2 separate regions of the Homo sapiens genome follow, and region 2 is linked to region 1. Evidence: chromatin loops called from intact Hi-C (ENCODE). Cell type or tissue: natural killer cell. All regions are shown on one strand.

Region 1 (5,000 bases):
TCTTCTTTCTCGTTTCAGCCAATACACACACATTTCATAGTAAAAGAGTAAATCTATTGGATTTTTCATCAGGAAAAGAATAGAATACACATGCAGTTTTAGTTCTGCTGCATCTTGCATCTGGTTGGCACACTAGGTTATGTCTTACAGAATAATAATAAATAGGTAGCATTCACTAAGCAGACTAGACTCTGCTCTAGGCATAATACATGTATTGATTCCTTTAATTTTGCAATAAACCTATTAGGTAGAAACTATTGTTATTTCCACTTTGCAGATGAAGAAACTGAAGCACTAAGAAATGAAGTAACCTCTCCAAGGTCATATAGCTTCTAAACCGTGGACTTGAAATTTGAATCCAGGTAGTCTGGGTCCAGAACCTAAGTGTCTAGCCACATGGCTACACTGCCACTCGCTGTAAATGAGTTCTCCCTCTACCACCCTCCAAGTGTCCTTTTCCCAACTGCTGCTCATTTTTCTGTCCATTCTATCAGATACAGAAACTCTCCCCGCAGAACAGTTTACTTAACTTGGGACTTTATTGCCCAGATTGGCTTTTGTGTGTACGTTTTATGCAAATGTACACAGTGTATGTTTTATGCAAACATATATAGTGCCCTCTCTTTTAGCTCATTAAAAAAAAAAACCCAGCCACAGCTCCATTCCCAGGATACCCACTGTTTACACATCTCCACCCAGATAAATGCCAGTTTGATGTAGAAGCTAAATTTGATGAGGAATGCAACTTGTAATTGCTGGAGATGGAACACAGACTGTGGATTACCTCACTCTCATCCCTGCCCCACCTCCTATGCTATATATCCGGAGTTTCTCCAGCCATAAAAATCTCCAGTTAATTGGGCAATGGATTTCTTGACAAGGCAATCAAGATTATGTCCCTGGTGCAGATAATCAGAAAGTCTACCCATTATAAACCAGCAGAAGCAATCTTGTCCTTTGATGTAAGCTTACTTCGGGTGTTTTTTATTTCCCCCAAACAGCACTCCTAAAGACCCACCCTATGAAACCAATACCATTATCACAAGTGAGAAAAGGGTGGAAAGCTAGAATGTTCTAAATGATTAACAAGGAGAATATGGATGTACACAGATTTTAATGACACCTAGTTCTACTTCCAAATAAGCAACTAAAAAACATTCCACCGTTTGCTTAATGACGAAGATATAAGTTTATAGCTCTCTATTGCAACCACTACTGGCAACACCTCCGTAGTAGTCTATTTTAGTCAAGGTTTTTTGGCTATAAGGAACAGAAACCCTTATGTCAAAAAAAGAGGTGGTAGGGTTGAGGTTTGCTGTAAGATCAAAGAAGTCATTTCATGGACAACGACAAGCAGGAAATAAGAGTATAGACTGGCCTTTCAGAGTCTAGAGCTGAGAAACCACCAGGCACCAGTCATGTGCCCCATCTGTCTTTCTGGGTCCATGTCATCTCTTCACTCACTGCCTGCCTGATGCATCCTCTTCTCTGCAAACCAGCTTTCTCTGCTTATTGATGGTTTCTGCTTTCTCACAACCTCAGCTTGCCTATGTAGCATGAACTGACTCTGTAAGAGTATCACACCCACCAACAACTGACTATGTCCTTTAGCTCTCTATATTCTTTTGCTTAAATTTTCAAGCAAGATAACCTGGTTGGTCACTGGCCAGGTTGATGGACTGCCTGTGTCAGGTTCAAGTGTCCACCACTGGTCCAAACATCTGAACTGAGGGTCACATGGTAGAAACACAACCATCCAAGCCCAAGGTTTTGGCAGGGCTGTGGGTAAGGTGATTTCCCAAACAAGAAGGTATCAACAGAACAGGGATTCAAAAATATCATATTTTTGAACTATAATTACTATGAAGTACGTAACCATCAGAAGGAACCTGCCACTTAATTTAGTTCTATAGTCAACTACAAGATTAATGATGGAAGTGTTTCCAAACTTCACTGATCTCATTAAATCTGGGTACTCACTGAAGAGTTATTTGAGATATAAATGTAGAACTAGTTGTCAGAAAATACCTACCTGTGCATAGAAAAATAAAGGCACTCCAGTTAGGCTACAGAACAGCACTATCGAGTCTGAATGCTCACAATAGGCTCACATCACTTGCTATAGCTCTTTTGGATTAAACACATCTAAAAATCAAGGGGGAAAAATAATTGGTGTTCATTTTAATGTCTGTATCAATGGCGCTAAGGATTCATAGGAGAAAAGGGCTTGTTCTTCCTTCCTCTCCTAGCTCCTTCCCTCCCTTTTCCATTCTCCCACCTTCCTCTCTTACACTGAGGCTACCCCAATCATATAAAGGCAAGTCCGGCAGGTAGACTGCTCTTAAGAAGCCAAACCAAGGACAAAGGGTCCTGGGGGCCAGGGACAATCTGGCATATTTTTCACCAGAATAGTCAGAGGCTGTCTGGCCAGAAGAGAATCTGAACTCTAGTCAAAAAGGAAGCAAATATCATTGCCAGAGAAACTATGTAAACCACCATCAAGAGTGAGGGTTGAGGCAAGGCTGTAAACAGGAAAGTGAGTCAGCTCCCAGGTCAGCAGCCAGGAGGCTCAGTGGACAGAATAATACTGAGTGTGAAGTAGGTCACGGCAAACAGCTCTGAAGCGAGGTCATGAACGTTGTGGTGGTGTGGGAAGCCCTTTTTATGTGGGGCCTGGCATGGCAAAGTCACCGTGCAGAATCAGACCCCACCCATGCCTAGGCTACCCATCTTCCCCAAACAGCCGGGTGAGGCAGGGCTTGCCTTATGGGTTTGCCTGGTGAGAGGCTGCTGTGGCCCTGGGCATTCTGTGATGGCTCGTCTCCCGTGGCCCAGGTGCCCGGGCTGGCTCCATGGCTTCAAGGATCCAAGCTTTCTGTTTCTATGTACCAGAATGAGAGAGGTGGGCTGCCAGCGGGACCCCAGTGTGTAAGTTAGGGATGAGCATGGATCGAGGGAGCTAGAAGCAGGAGGTAGGATTCTCAAGTCCTACTATTTGAAAAAGGGCTAGAAACATGGCTTGCCGGGGACATAAGCAGAAAAGTGTGGAGGTGCTCGGCAGGAGAGCCAGACTGTGCTTTCTAACAGGGTGACTTTGCTTTCTAACAGGGTGACTGGTGAAAATGGACTCTTATGTTTTCATTTTGTGGGACAATTACCATTTGAGGATTGCCAACAGTAGCTGTTTTCTAGCAGTAGAGACAGCAAGTCCACTTGGATCAGATGCCCTTTGTTCTGAGCAAGTCGCCGGAATGGCCCTGTTATCACATGTCTATCACTTCCTTTCCCGAAACAAGTCTGGGGCCCAGCTCTACAGCTGGAGGGGGCCTGGCACCTCTGCCCCAAACTCCCAGCTAAAAAAGCCTGGCCAGGAGATGAGGTGCACAGATTTGCATAAAGAGCCTAAAAAGGGGCCCCTGATTGAGTAGTTCTCATGCTCCGAGGGAACTGGAACCTACTCCACCCCCTACTCCGGGAAGTAGATCCAGTTTGTTACTTTAGAGCAGCTAGCTCCCACTGCTTGGCAAGACTGTTTATTGGCTATTATTAGTTATGAGTATCATTTGCATGGGTGAAGGCCTTCTGTACTCTCAGTTTGATGATGCCTATTTTTACTGTGTAGAGATAAGTTGGGTCAAGGAAGGTTGTGATGGGGTCAGTAGTCAAGGAGGCCATTAGCTATTTAAATACCTTAACCTCCAATGGATCCAGATTAAACCTCACCCTCTTGCAGGAAATCAGCTGATAGATGAGTCACATTGGAGAAATCTGGTATAAATGAAACCTAAAGAACTTATGTATGCCCACAGGAGTCTCTAGAACTTTAAATACTTTGCTTGATATCATCTAAACTTCACAATTGAAGAGAAGGTATCCTCAGAACTCTGTCTCTGGGATCTTCAACATGTGTCTTCTGTGTTGAGCTGGCCTGAAGATGGAGGTGCTGTGTCTGTAAAGGATCTTCCCAAACAGGGGTTCATTTAAGGCCAGGTCAGGGGAGTGTATCCAAAACCCTCCACCTTGTACTGGTGCTGAAAGAAGGTGGAGATGTGGCATGGCCTGGAAGGTAGTACCTGGCCTTGCACAGTCTGCCCGTAGGTCAGCGATATGGTTTGGCTCTGTGTCCCCACCCAAATCTTATCTCAAATTGTAATCCTCATGTGCTGAGGGAGGGATCTAGTGGGAGGTGATTGGAACACAGGGGTGGTTTCCCCCATGCTGTTCTTGTGATAGTGAGAAAGTTCTCACAAGATCTGATGGTTTTAAAAGTGACAGTTTCCCCCGTGTGCTCTCTCTCTTGCCTGCTGCCATGTAAGATGTGCCTCTGCCTTCCGCCATGATCCTAAGTTTCCTAAGGCCTCCCCAGCCATTCGGAACTGGGAGTCAATTAAACCTCTTTTCTTTATAAATTACGTAGTATTTTTACAGCAGTGTGAAAATGGATGAATACAGTTAGACAAGGCTTCAGGTACCAGGACTTCTGCTTTCCAGAGACATGAGCCCTTAATACTTGATCAGTGCCACGATCACCAGCAGCTCCTCTGCCTCTTATTGTGAGAAGCATCTCACTAGTGTAGCACTATCTGGACCCTTCCCCCCTCACCCCAATCACAGAGAACACTCAGCTAGGCCCCACCCATATAAGAGAGACCCCTCAAAAAGATGCTCAACCCTGGGAACTGGAAAAGAAAACTGAGTATTTCCTTACATGCCCAAGAAGTTTCCCAGCAGCATACACAAGTCAAACGGCCAGGCTGCACTGACATTACACTGCTCAACGTGACTGGATTCAGATTACCCATCATCCAGACCTGTGCACTTGCCTGCTGCCGGGCTGAGCACTTGCCTGCTGCCAGGCTGAGCAGATCTAACATGGCCTGTGCTGCTCTCACAGGTGTAGACCTGGATGTCACTTCTGATGCCACTGCCATGGCCCCTCAAGTCACCCATGGGTACAGCAAGCCCCTCTTGGCTCCTTCCCAGGATTTCTTGTCTATTGC
Region 2 (5,000 bases), 1.0 Mb before region 1:
CTCCTTTTCTCTGATTCTTCTTTCATGTTGCTTCTTTCATGTACATGGTCACATAATTCTTTTGCTTCTAAACTGCCTAGGAGTCTCCAATTGCCTACAGAATAAAGTGCAAACTTTTTAACATCATGTACCTGCATGACTGGATCTTACCTCTCCAGCCATGCCCTCCCAAGCACCTGACCTCTTAGAGTGCACCTTGGTCACTTATAGAAATTGATGTTCACTGCACCCTTTGTAGCCCCAGTACTTTTGCTTGTGTGCTTCCTTCTGCTGCCCATCTATTTTCACCAGGTAAGCACACACAAAGGGAGCTACACCACACACATCGGAACCAGTGGCTCACCCTAGAAGGCATATGCAGGGCTGCCTCCAGGTGCAGAGGGGTGCACACCCACCTATCTGCATCTGCTTCATGATTGGTTGTGCTTGGAGAACCTATTGACTACCGTGGTCTCCGGTCCATTGCCTAGCACTGATTCATCCATTTAAGATATATTTCCTGGATGCCTTGAGAATCTGGTAGAGAACCATACAGGCAGGATCCTTGTTCACATGAGCTCACATGTCTAGAGGACAGTAGCCAAGTCAACAAATAAATAAATATGCCATGGTTTCACACCCTGATTTCCAGGAGCTGCTACCCCTAATCTCTTGGGGCCACCATGAGATGCCCTAGTTGAAGCCTCCACATGGACCTGTGAGGACAAAACCACTGCGATAAGGAGCACACAGCTCCAGAGAGTGAAGAGACAGGGAGAGGGAAAAGGAGGGAGGGGATATGGTACCATCCTCTACTGTCCTGATGAGTGCTGCTCCTGCTTCTGATGGGGAGAGTTGGCCTCAATGTTTTTGGCTGTCCCATTCAGCAGTAGATTAAATATGATAAATCCCCACTGCTGCTCACCTTAGTCCAAGCCTGTGAGGAACTGCCCACATGAGAAGTGGCTCCTTGTGCCCCTGTGCCCTTTTGGACGGGGCTGGTGGTTAGACTTCTGCTTCGTGCTTGGTCCTGGGCATATTCTGGAATGGGCAGTGCATCCCTCTGGGGTTCTGTCTGTCCCACAGGTCTGCTGCTCTGGAGAGTGCTCCGTCTCCCTGAGGCACCCCCAGGATTCTTCAAAGGAAATTTTATAAATGTCATGCAAATTGTATTTTAAACCACATCATCACAAATTAGGCCCTAAATATAATAATCCATTTTGTTTTCAGCTGCTGTGAAGGGTGCTGCCTGTCTCTTCAAAGGCCCTTTCCAGAGCCCCCCAAAGTCTTTTATATGGATCACAAAACCCACATTTTCAGTCAGATTGGCCTAAATAGTCTCTCTAAATATGATCAAATTTCATGTTGGTGTTTTTTTAAGGATGCTAACACAACAAACAAATTGAAATACATGTTGTCTCATGGCTTTTACTCCTGGTAAGAGGAGAGTTCTTGAAAGGGTTTGCGCAGAGGAGGGATGGAATCTGACTTCTGTTTTAATGGGGTCACTCAGGCTAATGAGCAGCAGGGATGGAAGGTTCTTGGTACAGGTGACCTCCATAATGTTAAGCTGTAAGGGTCTGGCAGGTCTGTGGCTTTCAAACTACTTCAAACATTGCTTCACAGTAAGGGAGCCATTTTATACTCTGTTACCATCAGGTGTACATTTATGCTACGTGTAAAACTGAAACACAAGATACACGAACAACATTTACCCTTACTACATGTGCTTCATTCTCATCCTTCACATTTGTTTCTTTTTCTATTATGACTTTAAAAAATACGCTGGTCAGAACCCACTAAATCCATCCATTACTGGGTTGGGATCACAGTTTACAAAATACAGATCTCTGTCTATCTCCCATGATAACAACAGATCTTGATGATTACTTCTGGAAAAGGGAACTCAGTGGCTCTGAGTCAGGGGACTCTTACTTTTCATTGTCCCTCCTTTTGAAACTTTTATTTTGTATTATTTGCATGTACCTATTCAATAAATAAATGCTATTTTGACTCATTCTGGCATAGAACTTATTGCTTTCTGATTATGGCCTGAATAGGTTTACAAAAACAGAGAGTGAGGCCAGCAAAGGTAAGTTGCAGGAGCAAAGGTAATTTGCTGGTGAATCTACTTTGTTCAACTTCATCAAACAATATCTTTTTTTTTGCAAATGTTTGGGTGGCAGAATGGCATGGTGGTTAAATGTGTGACCTTTGGAGTTAGATTGAGTTGAACTCTCAGCCCTAATGCTTCTTAGTAATGTGACTCTAAGCAGTCAATAACTTTTCTAAGCCTGTTTGTAAAATTGGGTACAAACAACACCTACCTAATAGAACTTTGCGATGATTATATGCCATGACCTACAGCTTGCATGCAGAGGCACTGAAGACACATTAGGGTTTTGAGTGCTTCTTCTGTGCCAGGCTGTGGGCCTACAACAGTGAATGTTTCGGTTACCTAATAAGTGCTACACCATGACATCCAAGGGGCACCTACCCAATATCTTGGCTGATGAAGTGCTAACCTCTCAGAGGAAATGAGGCCTAGGCTAACAAGTAGAGTGAGATAAATAGTGAGCTGAACACAAGTGAGGCAAAAGAGGAGGAGGTGTTTTAGAGAAGAGGAATATGCAGAGGTAAGGAAGAGTAGAACGCTTTGCTGAACTACAACACTCAGGAGCTTATTCTCTGATTCTGTCTCCTCCCCACCTGCCAAGGTGTAAGTAAAGTTTCAAGTCTGACTTAATCTTTTTGCCTTCACAGAGTCCGAGAGGTTTCACACCTTGAAGAGTCCCCCGTGAGTTACTTAAATCCCTCGCTCCACTTTGGATGTGATTAAATTAACACCACTGCCAAGTTTGCCTTTGGGTGCTTGAGATGAAGGCTGCTGAGAAGAAGGCTGAGTTAATTAAAATTCAGCACTGGGCCTCTTTCAAAAGCCTGGCATTGCAATCCGAAGAGCAATAATTTAAATGCTAAAACCAGTTTCGTAATGCAACCACTATTTTTAAGACTCCTATTGTATACCCAGCACCTTACTGCATTAACGCTACTTAATAATTTAACACCTACGAAGATACAAGGGTAAAAGCTGGAAAAAAGCGTTCATAGAAAGATTCAAATTGCCAGGACCAGCCAAAGGATGTGGTTTTCTGAGTACAAAACTGTTTAATTTAATATGCATTTTTAAAATTACTGTGATAAGCGTAGTATTGAAATGAAAACTCCTGAGTATTAATAGATAAACTTGCATGTGAGCAGTGGAGAAAATCATTGCAAATCAATGTGGGTGGGTGTTTCTCAAACTGCGATCATCTGCAGATGCATCCTTAAAGGCTGCAAAATTTTTTTTCTCCCTCAAAAGGGGTCATACTTTACCCATATTTAAGGTGTCCTAAAGTAGTCCACTTCATACACAGATTACAAGCATTTTGCTTCTTGATTTTCAGTTTTCCCACTACCTCTCTGCCAAAGCACAATCTTCCTCATCCCACACAGGGCTTAAGCATATTTTTTTCAGCTTGATTCTTTGTCATGAGAATAAGGAGTGAAACTCTCATAGGGAGAAAGCCGTCTCCCCATACTTCCCATGGAAGTATAACATGGGATAAAATAATTTATCTTCTATGTTCATCTCTTTTGTGCTCTCTGGCTTTGGAATTGGGAAGTGAGATTGTCTCAGTTCAACCCCGAGGATAACCATGTTCTCTGTGAATATAGAGTTTGTATTTCACAAGTCATCAAGTCTCACACAGGAGAACATCATGAAAATTAGAAATGCATTGATTGAAAAACAAAGCTGAAAGCTTACATTTGCTGCAAGTATGGATCAAGATTGGTCTGCATCTGTCTAATTTGCAACTGATTCACACTTTTGGTCAAAATAATCTCTCAGTACACAGCCTAAGGATAGCCGAAATTTACTGTAAAACACTGCTTTTTTTGTATTTTTTTTCTGCATCTTGCATCAAATGGAAAATACTTGACTCTTAACAAAGTGTGCAGCTGGAGAAGTCTGCATTATGGCTTCACAAGTGTGGCTGAGATTTAACTCTTGACTAGGTAGTCAGCCACATATTCAGCTTTATCGATCTTAAATAATCAGTGAAAAGCATTGCCATATATTACAATAAATGTAATCAGTGCACACTTATGTGTGATTTTCAAGTGCCCTAAAAGTCAGGCTTTGCCTCCAGCGGAGGGCTACCTCATGCTGGATCTTAATTTGGCCCAGGCAGGTACAATCCTACTGTAGTGTCAGTTGCTTTGACGTCAATAGTTTGTGTTTGGACTGGGGGTGTGAAGAAATCTGGGTTAGATTTATGATGTATGTGTGAAATAAACAAGTTATATATAATCAATGTTGGTGGTGGTTTAAAAAAAAGTCCTTTTTAAAAATCAAAGTCACTGTGACTTTTGCCCTGTACCAGCCAGAGGAAGTAAATGGCTAGAGTAGGGGGTGAGGGTGGCAGGTAGAGGTGGGAGGTGGGCGAGTTTGCTTCAGGCCTTCTATGATGACCTCTCCAAACTCAGCAGGAGTGGCAGAGCCACATTTTTACATGCATGCACCCCTTCTTCCATAAAAATATATTTAACAATATATTTTGGCCAGGCAGTGGTTCATACCTGTAATCCCAGCACTTTGGGAGGCTGAGGTGGGAGGACTGCTTGAGCCCAGGAGTTCAAGACCAGCCTGAGCAACATGGCAAAACTCCATCTCTACAATAAATTAAAAAAAAAAAATTAGCTGGGCATTTTTGGTGCACGCCTATGGTCCCAGCTACTCAGGAGACTAAGATGGGAGAATCATCTGATCTTGGGAAGTCAAGGCTGCAGTGAGCTGAAATCAAGCCACTGCACTTCAGCCTGGGTGACAGAGCAAGAGCCTATCTCAAAAAAAAAAAAAAAAAAAAAAAAGAAAAGAAAAAAAGAAAAAAACTCCTAATACATATTGTGATTGTGTTGGCATAAGGATGACTATAACCCAGACTGGATTCATTATTATGTATCCATTGTCATAT

The links. Peaks named below come from ENCODE experiments on the same cell type or tissue, not always from the same donor. Only the 100,000 strongest peaks of a DNase experiment are listed, where the experiment ranks them.
Region 2: it touches region 1 in a loop (4-fold over the local background); 2 of 110 quality-filtered maps call a loop at or near these places.

What each region holds. Positions count from the first base shown.
Region 1 is chr15:39,622,383-39,627,382 of GRCh38, forward strand. All of the region lies in intron 10 of FSIP1 (fibrous sheath interacting protein 1), which reads right to left. Among named protein-coding and RNA genes, the nearest start is that of THBS1-IT1, 39 kb to the left of the region's middle. RefSeq lists an enhancer at 1,394-1,483. In natural killer cell, no CTCF peak of the experiment used is centred here; DNase peaks (open chromatin) are centred at 1,389 and 2,609; H3K4me3 peaks cover 432 bases; H3K27ac peaks cover 5,000 bases.
Region 2 is chr15:38,574,561-38,579,560 of GRCh38, forward strand. No RefSeq gene overlaps it. Among named protein-coding and RNA genes, the nearest start is that of RASGRP1, 12 kb to the left of the region's middle. In natural killer cell, no CTCF peak of the experiment used is centred here; DNase peaks (open chromatin) are centred at 2,481 and 4,231; H3K27ac peaks cover 2,093 bases.